Linked DNA regions of Homo sapiens: regions 1 and 2 are each linked to region 3. The links are chromatin contacts, found by Hi-C or POLR2A ChIA-PET in ENCODE. All regions are on one chromosome and are shown on one strand. Each heading gives the region's core, a stretch centred on a gene start or an enhancer-like site at or near the end of the contact. The rest is flanking DNA. Distances are from core to core; before and after follow the strand shown.

The links. Hi-C counts contacts between places; a loop is a spot of excess contacts on that map. ChIA-PET counts read pairs that join two places held with the same protein, here RNA polymerase II (POLR2A). Pooled maps may share reads with other maps.
Region 1: a map with no recorded cell type shows a loop between it and region 3 (3-fold over the local background). The contact joins two enhancer-like sites. A Hi-C loop is called at or near these places in 6 of 37 single-sample maps with no recorded cell type and 8 of 50 pooled maps. POLR2A ChIA-PET finds 5 or more read pairs at or near these places in 2 of 52 experiments (activated B cell and naive thymus-derived CD4-positive, alpha-beta T cell).
Region 2: a pooled map shows a loop between it and region 3 (2.5-fold over the local background). The contact joins two enhancer-like sites. A Hi-C loop is called at or near these places in 1 of 37 single-sample maps with no recorded cell type and 2 of 50 pooled maps. POLR2A ChIA-PET finds 5 or more read pairs at or near these places in 1 of 52 experiments (activated T-cell).

Annotation. Positions count from the first base shown.
Region 1 is chr12:104,471,440-104,475,310 of GRCh38, reverse strand. The region is part of intron 1 of CHST11 (carbohydrate sulfotransferase 11); the gene reads right to left. Among named protein-coding and RNA genes, the nearest start is that of CHST11, 16 kb to the right of the region's middle. RefSeq lists enhancers at 1,612-1,781, 1,738-1,877. Within about 2 kb of position 1,835, at least 5 of the 41 ENCODE cell types and tissues checked have a DNase peak (open chromatin) inside an H3K27ac peak, as active enhancers do.
Region 2 is chr12:104,492,958-104,496,825 of GRCh38, reverse strand. All of the region lies in intron 1 of CHST11 (carbohydrate sulfotransferase 11), which reads right to left. Among named protein-coding and RNA genes, the nearest start is that of CHST11, 38 kb to the right of the region's middle. RefSeq lists enhancers at 2,549-2,738, 3,361-3,530. Within about 2 kb of position 1,870, at least 13 of the 41 ENCODE cell types and tissues checked have a DNase peak (open chromatin) inside an H3K27ac peak, as active enhancers do.
Region 3 is chr12:105,029,861-105,033,980 of GRCh38, reverse strand. It overlaps ALDH1L2 (aldehyde dehydrogenase 1 family member L2), which reads left to right. Exons shown (of 23, transcript NM_001034173.4): 20 at 2,047-2,212; 21 at 3,552-3,657. Among named protein-coding and RNA genes, the nearest start is that of NOPCHAP1, 46 kb to the right of the region's middle. Within about 2 kb of position 2,765, at least 3 of the 41 ENCODE cell types and tissues checked have a DNase peak (open chromatin) inside an H3K27ac peak, as active enhancers do.

The DNA.
Region 1 (3,871 bases), core at 586-3,085, 560 kb after region 3:
ATGGGTCTGTCACCACTTGCTAAATTGCAAGTTATTTGTAGGCAGGAACTAAGTCTTATTTAGATTTGTCTCTTTGCTCAGATAAATATTTGGTCAATAAATGTTTGAGTGCTGGATGGAGGGGTGGAGAGATGTCAGACAGTTCATACTGCATGAACAGTAATTATTCATTTTAATTATGATTTAACCCTCATGTAAATGTGTATTGATTTTGAGAACTGCTAATAGCATCAGATCTGAGTTGGGAAGAGACCTTAGAAATAGTCTAAATAGTCTAAGTAGTCAACTGCAAAATTGTTGGTTTTAGCCCTGAAATACTTAATTCTAACAAAATTTTACTCAGAACCCAAAAATATGAAACAGATAAGCAAGGAGCCACTCTGATGGGGGTGGGGTTTACTGGGACCCCCTACCGCCGTCCAAGGACCTTCCCCCATGCTTCGGCTTAGAGGAGTAGTTTGAAAACTGCCAACATCTACATTGTTAGTAACACATGTGGGGTCCCCAAAGGGGGCAGAAGAACTGGGACAAGAACCCAAGATCCCTGATGCCCCACCCAATGCCCACCCAATGCCCTTTCTACTTTGTTGGAGTTTTATAACAGATCGAACACTCAGCAATGACCTCTGTGTTCCTAATCCATTCCTTGTTTATTTCCCATGAAAATAAAAAAGGAATGTTGCTGTGACTTTCCAATGACAACATCCTGCACATCCCTCAAATCTCATTTGCAGGAAGGCACTTACTATCAGCCCTGGATTTATTTTTAAAAATCTCATTTTGCTTTTACAGGCACAGGAAACAAAGTCAGCATAAGCCTTGAAAGAATTCTCTGCAGAGTCCCAAGAAAGAGCCCTGAGCTGCTCCCCTCCTGAATGCAATGGATTATCCTAAAGTGAGCAAGGCCACTATTCCGAGTTAATATTTTTAAGCACATAATTGTCGTTCGGATGATGGCTCACACTCTCCCAAAGAAAGCTGTTTTATTACAATTAACTAAAAGATTGCCTGTTCAGTTTCTGATCTCAAACCTGCACTTCCATTTTTGAATAGCAAAATTATACAGAAAACCCTATATATAATGAAACCTTCGCTCTTAAAGGATTTCACTAATTCTTCCAATTGCAAAATAATCCCCATTCCAATACCTTTGCATAGGCTTCCAATAATAAGTACTACCTCAATTAGACCTTCCAATCTCTAATCCCTAAATCTTTATAAGTTTGCAAGTGTAAATCCAGAAACCCTTTTAGCTTGCCTGTCCACATGCCCCCTTTAAAACACGCTGCATATCTGTGATTACATTATATTAGTTTCTTTTTCAATTAAGCCTTTGGAAGAGTTCTCCCTGTCGTGGTTGTAGTGGTCGCGGTGGTGGTGGTGGTGGTGGTGGTGATGATGGTGATGTTTTAACGGAAAATAAAGGGGATCAAAGGTGGTGAGATGCCCCTATGAGAAAACCAGCTCTCAATTATTCATCGACAGGCGTCAAGTGCTACAGTCTAGCAGAGAAAATACAGGCAGCCCTCAGCTTTGTACCAAGCACAATGGCCCCCAGAAGTGACTGTGAAAGCCACAGAGAGATGCCTTTTTACATTGTGTATGAGCTCTACAATAGCCCCATGCCCTCTCCCACAGCCCAGGAAGGGGAGCCTAAAAAAAGAGGCAGTCTTTTGATTTAAAGAGGACACAGGGCGGCATCTTTCAGGGGTACAATGCACTCAGACCCCACACACAGTGAACTTGGGTCTCGCTTCCAGGAGGAAGCAGCAGACTTTGTTCTCCATCCTTCACTGCTCATCTCTAGGGCAGCCCAACAGCTGCAGCCTGACCCGGATACACCCATGAGCTCCCACTGAAGCAAGAAACTCTCTTCCCTGCGACTATTTACACACTTTCCCTTTCTCCTGCCACTGCTTCCAGAGCCCTCTGAGGGTGAAGCTAGGGCACCATTAGCAACTGAGAGACTGAAATTTAACCTCCATGGCCTATAATTTTGGCCCGAGCAATGCAAAACAGAGGAGTTTCAAATCCCACTACAGAGTGCCTTTAAGCTCTTTCTTACTTTGCACTTTAGTCGTTCATGAATAATCTTACCTCCCATTAAATGATGATAATAGAAACGATTTCCAAATGGCCCCGAGTTCATTTTGAGAAAGTGAGTTTGAAACTACTGCCTTTCTAATGAAACAAGAGAGTTTAAATTCAGCTTAAATTTCATCATCTGAAAAACAGGAGACACTAAACCTTCTGTGGCTCCCTGGTACCAAGAATAAAACTCAAACTTTAGAGCATTCAGAGCCATCCAGGTTCACCTCTCCACCCCTGGGCTCCCGTATTCCCAGACATCACTCTCCTCACTGCCCCACTCCCTGCTCTGGCAGGCGTCCTCACCTGGAATGTCTTTCCTCTCCCTTCCCAGATTCCGCCAGCAAATTTCTACTCATCCTTCAGAGCCCGGTGCCAACCTCAACTTTCCCTGGAAGGTTTCCTTCCACCACCACCACCACAACCACCACCATCACCACCACCACCAAAATCAATCACCCTCCTCTCCCTTTCCTTCACAGTTTGTCTCTCTTTGTAACAGCAATCGCATCTGGCCCCATAAGACAGTGAAGTATGTGTGTTTACATCCACCCTAATAGAATGAATGTTCCTTGGGCCAGACTTTGCAGCTAAACGTTGGTATTAGAACCATTTGAAACAAAATTTAAGCAATTCCCTAAATCCTTCTGAGTCTCCATTGCCTCATCTGTAGAATGGAGCTAGTAACAGTTGCTCTTGCTACATGGCAGACTGTGTCAAGATCTCAATAGCACAATCAAGCTTCAGATAGCGACTGATTAACTAGAAGACTCTGAAGATACCTTAGAGGCCTGAAATGACTTTAGAGGGGTGTGTGTGTGTGTGTGTGTGTATAAAACTTTGCAGCCAATATCTTGTATTTAACATGTTGAGCCTTAAGATAATCAATATTATTCCCAAAGGGTATAGCTAAAACCCAGGAAAGACAACATCCCCTTAAGAAAATGGAAGGGGCGGGCGCAATGGCTCACGCCTGTACTCCCAGTACTTCAGGAGGCTGAGGCAAGATCCCTTGAGCCCAGGCATTTGAGACCAGCCTGGGCAACATAACTAGACCCTGTCTCTACAAAAAAAAAAAAAAGAAAAAAAAAATCAAAAATTAGCTAAGTGTGATGGTGCACACCTGTAGTCCCAGCTACTTGGGAGGCTGAGGAGAATTCCTTGAGCCCAGGAGGTCAAAGTTGCAGTGAACTATGATCATGCCACTGCATTCCAGCCTGGGTGACAGAGCAAGATTCTGTCACCATAAATTTTTTTTTTAAATTAGGGTGAGGGGAGACCAAAAAAAGCCCTAGTTCAATGTAGAAAAGGTTCTCTAACACTTTAGAGCTACACTATACATTACAGTAGCCCTAGTCACGTATGGCTAGTAAGCATTTGAAATGCAGCTAGCCTGAATTTAGATGTCCTGTAAAAATACACATTGGATTTCTGGAGACTTAGTACCAAAAATATGTAAAATATTGCAGTGAGTTTTAATATTGAGTACCTGTTGCAATATTTCAGGTATTAATCTCACCTGTTTCTTTTCACTTTTTTCAATGTAAAAATGGCTACCGGAAGATTTAGTTCTGTGTGCAGCAGCAGTGTATTTCCACTGGACAGTGTTGCTCTACAGAAGTCTTGTCTCAGACCCTCCCGTTGCAAACCAAATTAGCAGATCCCTTTCTGGGACACATTTAATTACCTTTGTGGTTACAGTGATGCAATTCCTACAACTTTGACAGTTGTTCACTTTTTGGCTGTTCACATTTAGCCATGGTATAAAAGGGGTTGTTCTTGG
Region 2 (3,868 bases), core at 621-3,120, 540 kb after region 3:
ACACACCATACATAAAACATCCTACAAACTCTCTAGGATTTTGTTGCAGGAAACAACATCTCATATTTTCTTTGTCTTGTTTAAAAAAAAAAAAAGTTTTGAGGATTAGTCTATGACTTGAGCTCTTGACAGAGACTTCATTTCATAGCACCAAAATAAGAAAAATGTTCACAAAACATATCAAAGAGTGAAGAGAGGCCCTGCAGACTTAATTGGCCCTGTTAGAATGGCCCTGTGCCATTATTTACTGATAGGATTACCAGATGTGAGTGTGGAATTGGTCCCCCAACTTAAAATAACATAACGGATTTTTTTCTAATGTAATTTGAAGCATTTGTTAATACAATAATCCAACACAAACATTACAGCTGATTTGGGGAATTGTGGCCAGCAGTCACTTCAACAGTGCCTAAAGGCCTCTGGCCCATTATTAGGTCTAGTCAAAAAACAAAATTAAATATGATAAAGATTAACAAAAATTAAACCAACTGTGTCACATTGATTTTTTATTTGACAGGCATTATAGCACATGTATGGCTTTCCAGAAAATCTGGTGGCTCTAAGAGTGAACCTTCTAATGCAACAATAACTCATCAACACACCTTCCTCCCCACTGCCACACACACACACAGATTTGGAATAGAAACCAAACTCAAAGTGGAATAGTGTCAAGAAAAAAATGTTGTGCCTCTCTCCTCACATTTTCTATTATTCATTTAACAAGGGAATTCAAACCAAAAAAGTACAGAGTATTTTACAAGCCCAGGGCTTAGGAGACTAGGCCACTATTTCTAAAGCCCTCGCTTAAGTCTGCTATCCGAGGCATCAGTGATGACTGAGGCATGGGCCTTATTCCAAGTTTTCATTCCTGGGCACTTCAAGGAACTCCATTCAGGAGTCAGGATGTCATTATCTTCTATAACTTTCTTGATATGGGTCAGCTGAAGATGTGAATTTTAAAGAGCATAGTCAATTAGGAAAAGAAAGCCAGAGAACACCCTAGTAGCCAGACGGTTGGGTTCAAATCCAGGCACAGGCTTCAGTTCGTTGTGTGACCTTGTATGAGTTCCTTACATTCTCCAAGCCTCAATTTCCTCATCTATAAAATGGGTAAAAATGGAACCTCTTCCTCACAGAGATGTAATGAGAATTAAGTCATGCAAGATGCTTAGAACACTTAATAAGCACTCAATAAATAGTAGTTATCAATTTTTATTAGTACTAATTTATGTATTGGTTACCTGAAGTATAAATAATAAAACTACACTGTTTAACCATAATAAGATATTCCTTTACACCTACTAGGACTGTGACTATCAAAAAAAAATAAAATTAGAAAGTAACAAGTGTTGGCAAGGATGTGGGGAAACTGGAACCCTTGTGTACTGTTGGTAGGAATATAAAATGGCACGACCACTGTGGAAAAGAGTGTGGTGGGCCCTCAAAAAATTTAAAATAGAATTACCACAAAACCTGGCAATCCCACTTCTTTCAATTCTTTCAAAAGAATTGAAAGCAGGATTCCGGAGAGATATTTACACACCTATGTTCACAGCAGCAGTATCCACAACAGCCAAGACACAGGAACAACCCAGATGCCCATCAACTGAAGAACAGATAAACAAAATGTGGTGTACACATACAATGAATTATTCAGCCTTAAAAAGGAAGGAATCCTGTCACATGCTACAACATGGACGAACTCTGAGGACATTAAGCTAAGCAAAATAACCCAGTCCCAAAAACAGAAATACTGTATGACTCCACGCATCTGAAGTGTCTCAAGTTATCAAACTCATAGAAACAGAAAGTAGAACGGTGGTTACTGGAAGCTCAGGGGGTCTGAGAAAATGGGGAGTTGTTGTTTGCTTAGTGGGTACAGCATGTCAGTTTCGCAAAACAAAAAAGTTCTGGAGATCTGTTGCACAACAGTATGAATATACTTACCACTGCTGACCCGTACTCTTAAAAAGGATTAAAATGGTAAAGTTTACATTGTGCTTTTTTAACCACAATTTTACATTTTTAAAATTATTTTTAAAAATCTACCCACAAAACAAAACACCCTGAATTGTTTAAGTGTTTTACAAAATGAACTCTAGATGCCTCCGAGTCAATCAGTGAGCCCGCACCCCACCCCACAGTTATTATTCTGAATTCGTGGTGACTTACAGAGCTAATACGCCTACGACATTGTTCTGAGAAGCGCTGGAACCCATCCTCGGCAGTCAGCTGCTAGCAAGAGGATCAAGATCAGAGAAGTTTTGTGAAGTTAACTTTAAAAGGAATATTCTGACTTAGAACGGATTCTATTTTAATGCTTTGAGACAAAAATCCTTCCCCTGGGAAACTGCCTCCAACTCACTTGTCACATCCTCAGAAGTGGAGACCCTGTTTTTCATTTCTGAGATGTTATCACTGAGACATTCAAATAAGAGCAGTGTTGAAGAACAGTGACATGTGATGTGGTGGCTTTAAGGCAGTGACGGGCTATAGACACTAAGAGGCCAAGGCCAGAGGGGTCAGCTCACAAGCTCACAAGCTCCTGCCTTTGCTTCGTGGTGCAGGCTCTGTCTCTCATCGGCACGGCATCTCTTCAGAGGGGATCTCCTTGGAGATTTGGGGAAATCAGCTCAATTTTGTCACCCAGCCTGTAGTCCCAAGTCCTCGTGACTGTGGATGGGCCAGGAATGTGGCTTCACATACAGACATCTTGTTAGGCCAGGCACGGTGGCTCACACTATAATCCCAACACTTTGGGAGGCCAAGGCAGAAGGCTTGCTTGAGCCCGGAAATTCAAGACCAGCCTGGACAATACAGTGAGATCTCAAAAGATTACCCAGGCATGGTGGTGTGTGTGTTTAGTCCCAGCTACTTGGGAGGCTGGGGTGGGAAGATCACTTGAGCCCAAGAGATGGAGGCTGCAGTGAGCCAAGATGGTGCCACTGCACTTCAGCCTGGGTGACAGAGCAAGACCCAGTCTCAAAAAACAAAACCGAACACCCTGCTGCTGCACATGTGATACCACAGGCAGCATCACACCCACTGATGAAATGTGTCCGAAGGGACGGCCCTCCACAAACTGTAAATGTGTCTTTCTACATCCAAGTCTCTCTTGTCTTTCCGTGCCTACCAGGGTGAGTCACTTTGAGCATTTGCCTGAGCCAGAGTTGAGGGAAGGGTAGAGACGGCAAGGAAGGAAGCTTTGATGGAACGCCTTCAGGCCTTCAAACTCTCCCTCCATTTCCCACTTCTGAGGCATTTGACACACATTCGCATACACTATTTCCACCCCTCTCACCAGGACATGTCCAAAGCCACTGGATTAGAAGCCACAAAATGTACTTCATTCACCAACGAACCCTCAGCACCTGGCACCTCATAGGTGCTCTGTTAAGGGAATGACAGGTGTACTTCAAGAACACCTATGTCTATTAAAGAGCAAATTAAGTAGCCCAAGGCCTACCTGGTTCCAGGGCAAAAACATTCTCTTCCACATCCATCATCTGATGAGAAAGCAATAAACATCTTGCCACATTACTGGATACCAGCTCCAAGGTAAACACTAGGATCAGCGGCTCCTGCCTGAATGTGAATGGCTGAGGCCATCTGCATTGCTTGCAAACCACTGAGCCATCGTGCACCATTTCCATTAGTTTTATTTCACTTTCCGATCTTTTTTTGGTCAAAAACATCTGACCTCACTGACAGTAGGAAACACAGCTATAGGTAAGTGTGCATTTCATTTCCACTTCATTTTCCTCAGTTACGTCCTGGATTTTTTTTTTTTCCTGAGACTGGGTCTTGCTCTGTTGCCCAGGCTGGAGTGCACTGGTGTGATCTCGGCTCACTGCAACCTCCGCCTCCC
Region 3 (4,120 bases), core at 1,516-4,015:
TGTGCTTATGATTTTTTTATAGTAAAAAAGTTAGAGGTTTATATAAAAACCTGATAAAGTATATTGAAGAGCTATGATACCTTACTCTACATTTGTAATATATTAGATCCTTGACATTGTGAGAGTTACGCTCCTAGATTTTTATAAATCTCTAAATAAACTATGAGAGATACACCATGAATCCCCAATTGCGGTTGACATGATAGCATATAATTCCTTCCACTAAAATAACTAGCTAAATAAATAAACATCCCCAGGACATTGATCATGACTCCATAAATATGGGACTAAAAGTCATCTATAGGAGTGTTAAGATGAATTATGTGGCTAAAATAAACTCTAACTTATACTATGTCATTATGAAGGTAGTATTAATCAAGAATTTGCTTATATTTGCAAAACCAGCATCCAGCTATATTTTCCCCAGAGCCAATTCTCCACACCCCAACCCACCAAAAAAACCAAAGGTATTCTTTCTTCATGAGAATGAGTAACAAGGAAGTCATATAGACAGGCAGATGGAGGGCAGTCAGGTAGGCAGTGGCTGCCTCCTGAACATCACAGTGTAATTTAATTTTGTGTCTCACTGAAAGACAGTCTGCAGTGCTATATATCATGGGCTTTCACAATCAGCTAAAAGTTGTTGAAATTTCAAACACTGAGACCAGAAATGTCAAGGATTTGCTATATCAGTACATCAACAAGCATGTTTTACAAACATGCTGTTCATATTCATTCATCAGCAGCATTTCTCAAGCACCTACTTAGTACCAAACACTGCATGCTGGGAATATAAATGTGAACAAGGCAGACATGGTCCCTGGCCACTCAGAACTTCTCATCCAGTGCAGAACCCTGGGGAACGCACTAAGAGATTACGGCCAGGCCTAAATTCAAAGTCATGGACCTGCTGGGTTATAACTCCCATTCTTCTTACCAGAATTGGACTTAACATTAGAAGATGCAGAAGTAGGTTAAGATAACTGAGGAGTGGAAGAGATAATTACAAATACATGTCAGTGATGAACATCGTGCAGTAAAGATTATTTTTCGTCAGAGCATTCTAGTGGGTCATCTGGCATGGCTACACCAGGAGAATTTTACAAAGGCAGTCTGCCACATTTGAGGAGGAAAAAAAAAGATAACAATGTGACCATTTTAGAAATTCTCTTGCCATGAACAGTGTAAGTATGTGATATTAATAAACATTTCAGAACATTAGTTTGCTATTCTTAATGGATTAACATTTAGGATAATTTTCATATAGTGTATGTAGCTTATATTGTGCTAGTAGATAGTGGTTAAGGACTTGGGATTTCAAGTGGAAAAAAGTCTACAGTATTTAGTGGTTGGGTGCACTTACTTAACCCCTCTAGGCCTCAGTTTCTTCTTCTGAGAAGCTGAGGCGGGAGGATCACTTGAGCTTAGAAGTTCGAGGTTGCAGCTGGGCGCGGTGGCTCACGCCTGTAATCCCAGCACTTTGGGAGGCTGATGCGGGTGGATTGCCTGAGGTCAGGAGTTCGAGACCAACCTGACCAACATGGAGAAACCCCATCTCTACTAAAAATACAAAAATTAGCCGAGCGTGGTGGCAGACACCTGTAATCCCAGCTACTTGGGAGGCTAAGACATGAGAATAGCCGGACGCAGTGGCAGGCGCCTGTAATCCCAGCTACTCAGGAGGCTGAGACATGAGAACAGCTTGAACCCGGGAGGCAGAGGTTGCAGTGAGCCAAGATCACACCATTGTACTCCAGCCTGGGCAACAAAATAAGACTCCACCTCAAAAAAAAAAAAAAAAAAAAAGAAGTTCGAGGTTGCAGTGAGCCATGCCATGCCACTGTGATCCAGCATGGACGACAGAGTGACTAAGACCCTGTCTCCAAAAAGGAAAAAAAAAAAAAAACCAACCACCTACCTCCGGTGCTATTGTAAAGACTAAATGACAATACATCTATAAACACCTTAGTATAACACCTACCACTTGGTAGAAACTCCATTATTATTAACAGTGAATTGTGTTTTTATGGACTGGGTAACATACAGGTAGAAGAAATTAAAAAGATGAAAATTGGTGATCCACTTGACAGATCCACTGATCATGGGCCCCAAAATCATAAGGCTCATCTGGAAAAGCTGCTGCAATACTGTGAAACTGGAGTGAAAGAAGGGGCCACTTTGGTGTACGGGGGAAGACAAGTCCAAAGGCCAGGTAAGATCACCTCTGTGGGGGTTTACCGGGTGCCCGCCTTCTTCAGTTGGAATGGACAGCGACAGTTTAAGACCAGCCTGGCCAACATGGTGAAACTTCATCTCTACCAAAAATTAGCCCAGTGTGGTGGCACGCACCTGCTACTGGGGAGGCTGAGGCACAAGAATCACTTTAACCTAGGAGGCAGGTTAACGTGAGCGGAGGAGGCTGCAGTGAGCTGAGATCAAGCCACTGCACTCCAACTTGGGCAACAGACTGAGACTCTGTCTCAAACAAAACAAAACAAAATAAAACAAAGAAGGGGAGACAACTGGATAATATGTGTCTCCTGATGGAATAAAACGTGTAATACACAGTATCACCTATGAAGTGTTCCTGCCAAAAAAGCTTAAGCTGAATCTAATTATACCTTTAAGCCAAGCTTTCTATTCATAAGAACTGCAGTAGGGAGGGAGGAAGGAACAGGAAGTTATTTTTTAGTGGGTATAGAGTTTCAGTTTTATAAGCTGAAAATAGTTAATGAAAATGGATGGTGGTGAAGGTTGCATATTATGAATCTCATAACACTGAGCTGTACACTTAAAGATGGTTGTGATGGTAAATTTCAGTTATGTGTATTTTACCACAATAAAAGTCACTGGGAAAAAGAAGAAATACAAGAGATAGAGAAACAAATATCATCCAAAGGAAGCAATGATTAACCAGAAAGAAAGATAATGTATAAACAACTGACCCAGTCTCTTTAACATGACGATAGCATAAAAAATAAGGGGAAGACAAAATGGGGAAATGTTTTAGAGTAAAAGATCCTTAAGAAATCTAAACACCAAATACAATGTGTAGAAGAATTTGAATCCTAAATCAAACAAACCAACTGTGAAAAAGCTAATTTCTAGACATTAAGGAAATTAAAATATAAACTCTGAATAAAGAATACTTACTAATTTTGTTAAGCATGACACTGTATAGTGGTTATATAAGAAAATATCCTTATTTTTTACAGATGTGTACTGAAATACTGAGGTGTTAAAATTATGATATCTGGAATTTGCTTTAAAATATTTCAATGAGGAAAAGATAAATACAGCAAAATATGGATATTTATTTTACCATTCATTATACTGTTTTCTCTACCTTTACATAGGTTTGACATTTTCATAATAAAGACATTAAAAAATAAGAACCTGGGCATGCCAACACCAAATAGAGAAATGCAACTCTTCTTGGTTTTACTGGGCCAGAGGGAAAGAAAAAATTATAATGTAATTAAGTGAGAGGACTATTAATTGAAAATGACTTAACCTACAGTTGACATTTTTTCTTTGTTTTTTCCAAAAAGGCTTTTTCATGGAGCCGACCGTGTTCACAGATGTGGAAGACTACATGTACCTCGCCAAAGAGGAATCCTTTGGGCCTATTATGGTCATTTCTAAATTCCAAAATGGGTAGGTTCTTCAGACACAATGTAACTTAGGTTTTGACTAGATAAGTCATTTTTCCCCTTTGCCACTGTGCTATATACACAGCATAAGATTAATGAACATGTAATTTTCTACCATAAGAATAATTAACTTAAATAATTAGAAGTTACGCTTTTGCTAACCATCGTAGATCATAGTATATTTTTGCTTTTCAGCTTCAATTAATGGCCAACATAATGGGCTTTTAGCTGAATAAATTTTAGTTTTTCTGCACTTGACATTTGAGATGTCTGTGGAACAAAGTAAATAACTGAGAAATAACAAAACTGGTTTTCACATTTAAATTCCTAGGGTATGCATCTGTGAAATCTTATTTCCCTAGAGAAAGAGTGCTGTTATTATAGGGGATATTGCCCCCCAAAGCTTGATACTCAACTTTTCATGGAAATGTTCATAATCATCATATAATCAACTGTAAATGACATGC